2 separate regions of the Mus musculus genome follow, and region 2 is linked to region 1. A link is a loop called in an ENCODE intact Hi-C map of the cell type or tissue named here. Cell type or tissue: heart. All regions are shown on one strand. Each heading gives the region's core, and the rest is flanking DNA. Links, peaks and the distances in the headings are about the cores only.

Evidence for each region. Peaks named below come from ENCODE experiments on the same cell type or tissue, not always from the same donor. Only the 100,000 strongest peaks of a DNase experiment are listed, where the experiment ranks them.
Region 2: it touches region 1 in a loop (2.1-fold over the local background); 2 of 42 quality-filtered maps call a loop at or near these places.

The regions. Positions count from the first base shown.
Region 1 is chr8:71,404,532-71,408,721 of GRCm38, forward strand. Babam1 (BRISC and BRCA1 A complex member 1) reads left to right here. Exons shown (of 9, transcript NM_026636.2): 9 at 1-241. Ankle1 (ankyrin repeat and LEM domain containing 1) reads left to right here and starts at 1,481. Exons shown (of 9, transcript NM_172756.3): 1 at 1,481-1,566; 2 at 1,656-1,808; 3 at 2,148-2,253; 4 at 2,331-2,442; 5 at 2,682-3,218; 6 at 3,340-3,511; 7 at 4,134-4,190. The coding sequence starts at 1,505. Gm39193 (a long non-coding RNA gene) reads right to left here and starts at 1,480. Exons shown (of 2, transcript XR_870504.2): 1 at 1,345-1,480; 2 at 817-1,188. In heart, for the core only: CTCF peaks have their summits at 1,498 (motif pointing right) and 2,313 (motif pointing left); DNase peaks (open chromatin) are centred at 530, 1,450 and 2,340; H3K4me3 peaks cover 1,758 bases; H3K27ac peaks cover 2,050 bases.
Region 2 is chr8:71,271,012-71,276,405 of GRCm38, forward strand. Haus8 (4HAUS augmin-like complex, subunit 8) reads right to left here and starts at 1,579. Exons shown (of 11, transcript NM_001163042.1): 1 at 1,273-1,579. The coding sequence starts at 1,301. It overlaps Myo9b (myosin IXb), which reads left to right and starts at 1,703. Exons shown (of 40, transcript NM_001142322.1): 1 at 1,703-1,818. In heart, for the core only: CTCF peaks have their summits at 1,361 and 1,571; DNase peaks (open chromatin) are centred at 1,560 and 2,270; H3K4me3 peaks cover 2,291 bases; H3K27ac peaks cover 2,054 bases.

The DNA.
Region 1 (4,190 bases), core at 8-2,507:
TCTGAGGTCCCTGAGCCCACCCTTGGTGTCACTTTGGGCTCACTGAGACCTGTTATTAATGTCACAGAAAACAGGCACTAAACAAAGCAGTGGTGTATGGCTTCAGGCTCAGCTGTATCCGAGTAACCCACAGGCTGGTGTTCACTGCGCTTTCCAAACTCCTCTTCATCCTACAGAACCCACTCCAGATGTTCTTTTATCCAGAAAGTCCTCCAGAAACAGGGAAGATCTATTGAAAGTGGAACTGGTATGGCTGTCATATTTGGGACCTCCTAGATACACAAAAGTCCCAGCTCCAAGTGGGAAGTGGGTTCTGATGACACCTGTCACCCCCAATCTCAGTATCCTGATCTGATTGAACTTGTGTAGCCATGTGGTCTCGCCATGAGCAATCACTGCCTAGGGTTTGGAACCCTGATGTCCTAGGCAAGGATGGGGACATAGGGTGTGCGCCCTAGAAGAGGAAGGGAAACCCAGGAACCCCCCAGCCCCAGGTCAGACCAGAGGTTCAACCTGTCCACCTTCTCCATTTATAGAAAACAAAATGGCAGTGGGTGGGAGTTGGGCTCACCTTGATACAGGCGGCTGAGACATGAGGAGGCCAGTTCTAGGTTAGCAGGGCCCGCATTGGGAAGCACTGGATCAAACGGTGCATAAAAAATAGGCCAGGAGCCTATGATGACTCAGCCATTTAGAGCACAAGCTGTTCTTGCGGAACACCCGGGTTCAGCTCCCACACGGGGTCTCACAAGTCCACTTTCCGGGGATTCGATGCCCCATTTCTGGTCATGCAAGCAAAACACCCACACACTTTAGTTAATTTAAAAAGTAGGTCAGCTTGATTTTCTGGCCTTTGCATTTATTGGGCACTTAGTGTTGAGCCCTGTACTCCCATTTGCAAATAAGGAAAATGAAGCTCTTTATATTTTTTAATTAATTAATGTGTATGTGCACACGTGCGTGTGCTTGTGCAGGCTCCCGGCCCAGGCACACGTGTCGAAGTCCGCCTGTTCCTTCTTTCCAATGTGTGGGTTCTGGGTATCGAACCCAGGTCACTAGACTTGGCAGCAAGCATCTTGACCAGCTGTGCCGTCTCGCTGGTCCTCTCAAAGCTCTACTCCACAGAGCTACAGCCAACTCAGCTGTGCCATGCTGTTCCTCGGGAGTCTGATCCCAGCACTCGGTTGGCTGAGACAGGAGAATGACTGTAAGTTTTTGAATACCTTGAGGTCCGTCAGGGGTATCCAGGAGTTTGTTTTGTTAAAGACAAAGAGAGGCCCCGCTCTTTATCCCCAGCTCCCCTGGAATTTGCTGTAATTCTCCTGGCATCCCAGATGTACGCACCAAACCCTGGAGTCCCTCTGGCTTGCTCCGGACGTAGGGTGCAGCTAGTCAATCCCGATCGGCGTGGGGCGGGGCCAGAAGCAGAGGTGGGCGTGGCTGCGCGTGCGTAGACAGTTGCCGCGCGAATTTGAACTGCAGAGGGCGGTGACTCCTATGGGACATGGCCGATACTGCATGCTTGGCTCTGAGGCTGCTAGCAGCACTACGCGAGGAGGAGGCGCGGTGAGGGCGGCCGGGTCCGGGTGCTACCCGACCTTCTGCTCCCCGGGTGGTCAGGAGGTCTGAGGTCTACTGTGCTCGTCCTCCTGCAGGGCTGTGGAGGAGCTGCTGCGCCTCGGAGCGGACCCCAACCTGGTGTTGGACGATGGCGCTGCGGCGGTGCACCTGGCAGCCAGAGCGAGCCACCCGCGCGCCCTGCATTGCCTTCGGATGCTGCTGCGCTGGGGAGCGGATCCCAATGCTCGGTGAGGCGCGGCCCGGGTCCCTGGGTGCGGTAGGCGTGACTTGGGACAGCGGCACTGGACGTCAGGCTCCGGGTCCGAGGCGTCAGTCAGGTCTAAGATGGAAATGTCTGCTTCCAAGGTCGGGTACAAGGTGTCCCATAACTGTCATCTGGCACTCTGGGAGACTGAGGCAAGAGGATGACCGTGAATTAGAGTCTCACATGGTAGTGGGCACCGGTCATCCCAGCACGGGGAACTGAGGCAGGAGGAGCAGGAGTTCATGGCTAGCCTGGGCTATGCGAGACTGCCTAGGAAAGGAACCAACGCCGCACACCTCTCCTCTGTCTTTGGGGATCCCAGGTCCGCGGAGGGGCTGACGCCTGTGCATGTGGCTGCCGCGTGGGGCTGTTGTGGTGCTCTGGAGTTGCTGCTGAGCCGAGGAGGTGACCCCACACTGCGGGACCAGGTCAGTACCCCGCGCAGGCACACATGGGTGGCAGGAGGGTGGGTTAAGGACGCCCCCTGCTGACGGTGACTGCACAGGATGGGCTCAGGCCCTTGGACTGGGCACTACAGCAGCGACACCACAACTGCGCACGAGTGCTGCAGGAGCTGGACACGCCCACCCAGCCTGATGAGACCCGAGAACCCACAGGTGAGAGGAACTGAGGGGGTGTACCGGGCTACCACACTGCCCGGCCCAGTTCTGTTTGTACATCTATCGTGTCAATCACTATCCATGGTCTATCTTATCGGTCACATAACTATCATGCCAATTACCTACCTGTCAGTCATCTCGCACCTATATCATTTATCATGTCTATATCATACCTGTTTATATCTGTGTTATATCTGATTACTTATTTATCCATACATTTATACATCTATATGCAGAGACGTTTCATGTAGCCCAGGGTAGCTTTGAAACTGAAACATGCCAAGGACCTGCCTTAGCAGAGTCTTCTGGAGTTTCTCAAGATTCGGAGTTGCACGTGCATAGAGCTGAGCTGGAGGTGGAGGCTGTAGAGGTGGCTGTGCATCCCCAGAGCTCTGAGGCCACCGAGAACTCAGACTACAGCAGCGATGCTTCGTTTGTCACTGCAGTGGAGGACTCTCTGCAGCCCGGGCGCCCTGGGGGGGCATTGGAGCTAGTGGCTGGCTTGTGGGTAACCCGTGGGGCTGTGTCAGCTGGGAAGGGAGCACCCAACTGCCAGCCGCAGGTCCTGACATTGACTGCAAGGGACACGGACAAACCCGTACTGCCTGGTGATGGGGATCTGGGGGCTTTGCACCCCCACAGTTCGGTGCCCCCCATGTCGGATCTGCAGCTCCTCCAGGCCCTGCGGGCGCTGGGCTATAGCCCTGGACCCGTCACACCTTTCACCAGAGGACACTATCTACGGCGGCTGCAGGAAGCCCAGGCTAGCCGTGGTGAGTCCTTAGGTGGTGGTATTCAGAGTCTGGCTACACTCCAGGAATCCTGCCTTGGCTGTTAGATAAACCACCCTCACCAGCTTTTGTCCTCCACCCTGAATCCGTTTCCCCTCCCCAGCTGATGTAGGGCATAGCCAAGAACTGGCGGAGGCACTAAGGACAGGCACCATCCCTGACTGCCAGGTGGATGAGGAAGCCCTGGCTCAGTGCTTTCAGCGGCTGGATCCCTTGAAGAAGTGGCGGGAAGGCATTACAAAGTCTAGTTTTACGTATCTACTTCTCGACCCCAGGTATGGTGACAGAAAAGCCAGGGGCTGAAATTAGAGGATGACTGTGCAGAGCAAAACTCCGCTCTGCAAGTTCCTTTCTGGTTGGGTAGGGGAAGGGCTACCCCTTGCTGATAGTTTCTGCCTCCATCTCATGGTTTATAAGATCAGACTGTGATCTCAGGTCAGGGTTGTAACATCAAACTCAAAACAACAAAACAAAAAACCCCCAACAAACAGTAGGAATTTGCTCTTGATTCACTGTGTGTACCTAGGGAAGGGATTAGTCTTCTCTGTTTGCCACCTCCTTTAGAAATGGTGTCTGGGGCCGGGCAGTGGTGGCGCATGCCTTTAATCCCAGCACTTGGGAGGCAGAGGCAGGCAGATTTCTGAGTTCGAGGCCAGCCTGGTGTCTGGGGTCAGTTCTAGCTGTGAGTACCCATTTTATGGTGTCCTGGAAGTGGGTACAGTGGCCATTCTCCCTGTCTGCCATCATCACCCCTCCTTTTCACACTGTATGTTCTGTGCATGTGACTGTGTGCATGTGCTCACACACTGTGGTGCTCATGTAGAGGTCAGAGGACAGCTCGTGGAAGTCTGTTCTCTTCTGTCATGTGGGTCCCACATGGGCTACTCTGTACCCCAGGCTGACGAAGGACCTGCCGGCCCGAGCCTCTTCCCTCACACTGGCTGAGTGTCTGCA
Region 2 (5,394 bases), core at 1-2,500, 130 kb before region 1:
CCTGCCTTTCAGGGCTGGGAGTCTCAGGTGTAGGAGGCTCCTACCATAGGCCTCTTCTCTTAGCATTTCAGCATTTTACATTTTATGTAGTTTGTAGTGCTCGTGTGCCATGATGTGCACATGGAGGGCAGAGGACAAAATGCGTAGTCAATTGTCTTAGTCAGGGTTTCTATTCCTGCACAAACATCATGACCAAGAAGCAAGTTGGGGAGGAAAGGGTTTATTCAGCTTACTCTTCCACATTGCTGTTCATCACCAAAGGAAGTCAGGACTGGAACTCAAGCAGGTCAGGAAGCAGGAACTGATGCAGAGGCCACGGAGGGATGTTCCTTACTGGCTTGCTTCCCCTGGCTTGCTCAGCCTGCTCTCTTATAGAACCCAAGACTACCATCCCAGAGATGGCACCACCCACAAGGGGACCTCCTCCCTTGACCCTAATTGAGAAAATGCCTTACAGCTGGATCTCATGGAGGCATTTCCCTAACTGAAGCTCCTTTCTCTGTGATAACTCCAGCCTGTGTCAAGTTGACACAAAACTGGCCAGTACATCAGTTATCTACTTTCACCATATGAAACCCATGGATCAAAATAAGATCATGAGGCTTGGTGGCAAGAGCCTTTGTTTCACCCACTTGACCTTCACAGAGTGTCCTTTGCTGTATACAGTCACAATAGCCCGTGACCCTCATCCTTCAGACTCTTAAGCAAACACCCATGGGTGTAGTGAGTCAGGGCTAAAGGGGAGTGCGACAAGCAACCCTAGAGCTCCTGAGGCCTAGGAAAAGGTCTGTGCTGGGACTAAAGTCGTGCTACCATGTAGGGTCACGTTTTTCCTTTAAAAAAAGGAAGGCTAGGTGGTGGTGGCACATGCCTTTGAACCCAGCACTTGGCAGGCAGATTTCTGTGAATTCAAGGCCAGACTGGTCTACAGAGCTCCGGATCAGCTACACACATACACACACACACACACACACACACACACACACACACACACACAAAACAAAAAACAAAAAACACCACTGTCTCCAAGGGGAAAAAGAGAGAATGTCCACCAAAGTCCACGCACAACCCCAATTCTGAACTGCATCTGGGACCCCAGCTCCCCAGCACGCACCGAAGCGGCTCAGAGCCTGGGCTTCTGGTCTGGGAGAGATTCGGGCATTGGCTCATAAGATCCCAGTTCTCCAGCTCCGCTGCCTGTGAGCCCAGGATCTGGTCTTTGGCCAACCCACAGGAGCCCCTAAATTCCGCCCTTCTGAGATCCCAACTCACCCTGCGTCCCGTTCTGAGGAATCCGCCATTCTCCCGCCTTCCACTCAAAGGCAAGCGTCTCAGGGTCCCGCCCGCTAGGAGGCAGGGAGTAGTGCTGGAAGCCGGAGGGTGCTCTCTTCACGCGAGCCGCGGGGCGGGCTCCAAGCTTGCTACAGTTCGTTCAGCCTGGCCAAGAGCGCCGAAAAAGGGCGTGGCTCCAAGGTGTCCCTCAGACGTGTGGGCTTCCGGCACCAACCTGAGCGGGCTAAAATACTGCTGGGGAGGGGCGTGACTATCATAGCGCCCGCCCCTCTCAGCTGTGGAACACTTAGCATCTGGAATGCACCAACCGCAGAGGGCGTTCGCTGCGCGCCTTTAGATGGGGCGGGACCTCGAGTCGCCCCGCCTCTCCGACGAGTTGGCGCCCGCCCACTCAGCGCCTCCGGAACCCGGAAGTGAAATCGCACGGTGCAGCGGCGGGCGAGGCTGGTCGCTTCGGGGCGGGGCGGCCGGGAGCAGCGGGCAGGCTGGCCGGGGACCGGTGGCGCGCAGCGGCCCGAGGTCCAGGTAAGTTCTCGCGGCGGCCGTGAGTGGAGACCCGAGCCGGGGTTGTGCACCGGGTTGCTCCTGAAGTCGTGGGACGTGAGGGCAGGATGCGGCCTGGGGGACGCGTGGACGCTGAGGGGGTTGAGACTGGCGGGCTTACCGCGTCTTTCAGCGGCGGCTGAGGAGAGGACGTGGCTAAGGTGGCATCTGGGGGGATCTCAGGAAACGGGGGAGGCCAGGAAGGCGGAGCCGAGGGGCCGTGCTAGGGAAAGGGACTTCTGCACTCGCGGTCTGAGCCCTAGGGTGTCAGAGAGGCGCCGGGCTCTCAGAGAATGGGAAACGGTCTGTGGCAACCCACTGTTGGGGCTGGAACGTCTAAAAGAGTGGGCCTGGAAAGACACGCAAAAACAGTTCCTCAGAGGGCCGGAGGAGTGGAGAGGAGGAGGAAAGGGAGATGACGGGGTGCAGCCTCTGGAGACTCGCCCCCGCCTTCCCCTCTTGATTCATCTTCTTCCTGACTTCACTCCCGGACAGCTGGGTGATCCGCCAGGGCGAGTCCCAGCGCCCTCTGGGTTCTCTCTCTGCTTTGATAGGCACATCACTTTCTGCTCAAGAAAAGAGTAGCTGGACTCTAGAGGAGGTTGCGGGGTGGGGGTGGGGTTCTGACACCCGAACTGCGTTTCAGAAGAAAGGGAGCCGGTAGGGTGGAAGCCACTCTCTCAAGAGAGTCACATCCTTGGACTTAAACGTTTTTTTGTTTTTTGTTTTTTGTTTTTAAATGACTTACAGGAAATGTATACCTCAGCGGTGGCAGAGATCTCAGCCCCGTGGAGTCACAGCTGCCAACAAACCCTCCCTTCTTTTTCTAGGGACCCTAACTCCCAAGGCTTTATAGGGGAGTCCTTTTGTGCCTCTTTGGCTCATTTTCCAGCACTTTAAGACATCCACCTAGCAGCCCCTCAGGTTGTATCTCCTTACCTTGTTGGGTATTGTCTAGTCTTTGAGACTTCAGTATCTTAAGGTGTCAAGGAATGGCTGGAGGTGGCATGAGCAACTATAAAGTTATTGTCACCGGCCTCTCTGCTCCTACAAGGCCTTGGAGCTGCCTGGTTTTGATTGGCATCACTTTCTCCCCCCCCCCCCTTACCAGTATTCCCTGTCTGCTGTGTGCTTGCTGAAAGGAGGCCAGGTTTAGAGCTCCATTTGGTACAGGAATCTGGATATAAAGGAAGCCTTAGAGACATGACTGCCCCATTCACTTCAAGAATGTTCTGGAAGAAATCTTTCAACTTAGCTTGCCCAAGGGCACACGGTGCAAGTCATGCCCCTTGGAATATCGAAGACTTTTTGGTCCTGAGACCCCAGGAAGGACATGAACTTTCCTATGCATGACACACTTTTTCTCCTGCTTACTTGGAGCTGTGACTCAGTGGAGGTCTCCTGGAAGAAGCAAGCGCCTTGTTTGGGGTCTGGCCTGGGGCAAGACTCTGCCTATTTCTCCTTTGGATTGGCCTGTGTCAGCCTTTTTCCAGAGCTAACCCCACTTATTAACTTTCATGTTTCTGGTACACACCCTTTGGTTTTATGCAGCTCCAACTTTCTGTCTCTTGCCCTGCAAATGCTGGGGACGGAACTTAGAACCTTGTGCTTGCTTACTGGGTAAGTGTTCCACCATAGAGCCACACCTCCAGTCAGGTGTCCAGGATGCTACCTGCATGAAGCACAATGCTCTGGCTTTGACCTCCTACTTGGGTAAAACCCTCTCTCAAGTCTAGCTAGTACCTTGTGGGTCAGGTGGGGACTCAGGACTCCTGGGCTTGACTCCCTTCCTGACAAGAGACCATGAACTTGTGGCTTCCCTTTCCTTATCTCTCTGGTAACATGTGGTGAATGGGTCCAAAATTAACCAAGCAAGAGCTGGTTGTGCCAAGTGGTTGGCTGCCTCCTGAGAGCAGAGCTGAGATCTCCTTGTGCCTCAGAGGAACAGCTATTGTCCCTTTACATGGAAAGAATGGCATTCCCATTAGGCAGACCTTCACAATGACAGGTGACATGAGTTATCACAGGGGCAGAATTGGGAAGACTGAGAGCAAGACTTGGGATGTGGGGGGGTCCACTATGTTTCCTGGGAAGAGTGTCTGGTCTGCAGTCAATCCTGGGAAGCCATGTCAGTGGTGAACCCAGAGTGACAGGAACAGATATCCTGTCACTCTCCTCTTTGGGATACTTGCTGTAGCCTCTGCTTTAGTTTGTTTCAATTTTCTTTTCCATTCAACCACCAGGAAAGAGTCCTTTCTCAAAATGGACTCAGGCAGGTGCTGGGTTTGGAGATAGATCCCTAGACTTTTCTAGAACCAGGAAGCGAGGCTGGGAGGCTAAGTTTATGCTCTAGCTCTTATCACACAAACAGCCCAAATATCCACAGCACCCTAAGAAAGCAAAAAGCCAACAAGTCTGTGTCTGTATTCCCTAACCCTCTAAAATAGCCTTTACCCAAGTTTGGCTGTCAAACTGTCCTGACATCTGGTGTGGGGGGCCATTCTTTGCCCCAGGGCCATCTGTGCACCATGTGATGCTGTAGTGTCCCCAGCTTGCATTGGCAGGAGTGTGTTGACCAATGATGATGATGGGTTGTATGGAGTAGAGTGGGCCACATGGAATGGACCCAAGGTGGTTATAGATGCTGTGCTGCAGTCCCCGCTAGCCTCGGTGCATCTCAGGGTCACCTGCAGGAGTCAGGAGAGGTGGGGACGCCTTGATTGCTAGATCCCGCTGGCCACTGCATGGAAGGAGACCAGGGGAAGAGTAGGGCAGGTGAATCAGCCGAAGCAGCCTGGCAGGCACAGCAGGGCCATTGTTTCTCTTCTCCTTGTATCACCACTGACCTGAGTTTCTGGAGACTCTGTCCCCATCTGGAAGCAAACTGTCACTTTTCTTGCAAGATTAGCTATACCAGACTCCATTCTCAGAGGTTGCCCAATCGACATGCCTTTGAGAAGCTGCATTATCTCCTTCATGGGCCCACGCTCTCAAGATAGCCATCCTTTCACACACGGTGCACGCATTGAGCCTCTTTTGGTCTGTGTGTGTGTGTGTGTGTGTGTGTGTGTGTATGTGTGTGTGTGTGTGTGTGTGTGTGTCCGTGTCCATTTCTATCCCCTCCTGTTCCTTTTCCCCTGTCTCACCAATGATCATGGCATAGCTGCTTCACTTCAGTGGGGAAGGTCATCCACTCTGGGACCCATCTGACTGATGATCTGCTCTCAGGTGTGGGCCTCAGTGTCCCACCTGGTAGGCCTTTGTATCTTTAAGGTCCACAATCTAGCTGTGCCAGGCAGCCCCTGCCCGGCCCACCATTCAGCCAGGCCCAGGCGTGGCCTCCTCACAGAGCAAGACAGGCTCTTCTCTTTTGCCCTCTACGTCTCAGAGAAGCAGAACAAAGGGCCTTGTCTCTGCACTTCTGTCCATTTTGTCTGGGAAAGTTCTCCATGATTTGCCACATTGGAAAAAAATACCGCTGATGAGCTGGGCATCTGCTCATTTCCTACTCAGGACTCCCTGAGAAGTGATTCAGGAGTTCAGCCTGGAGGATTGTTG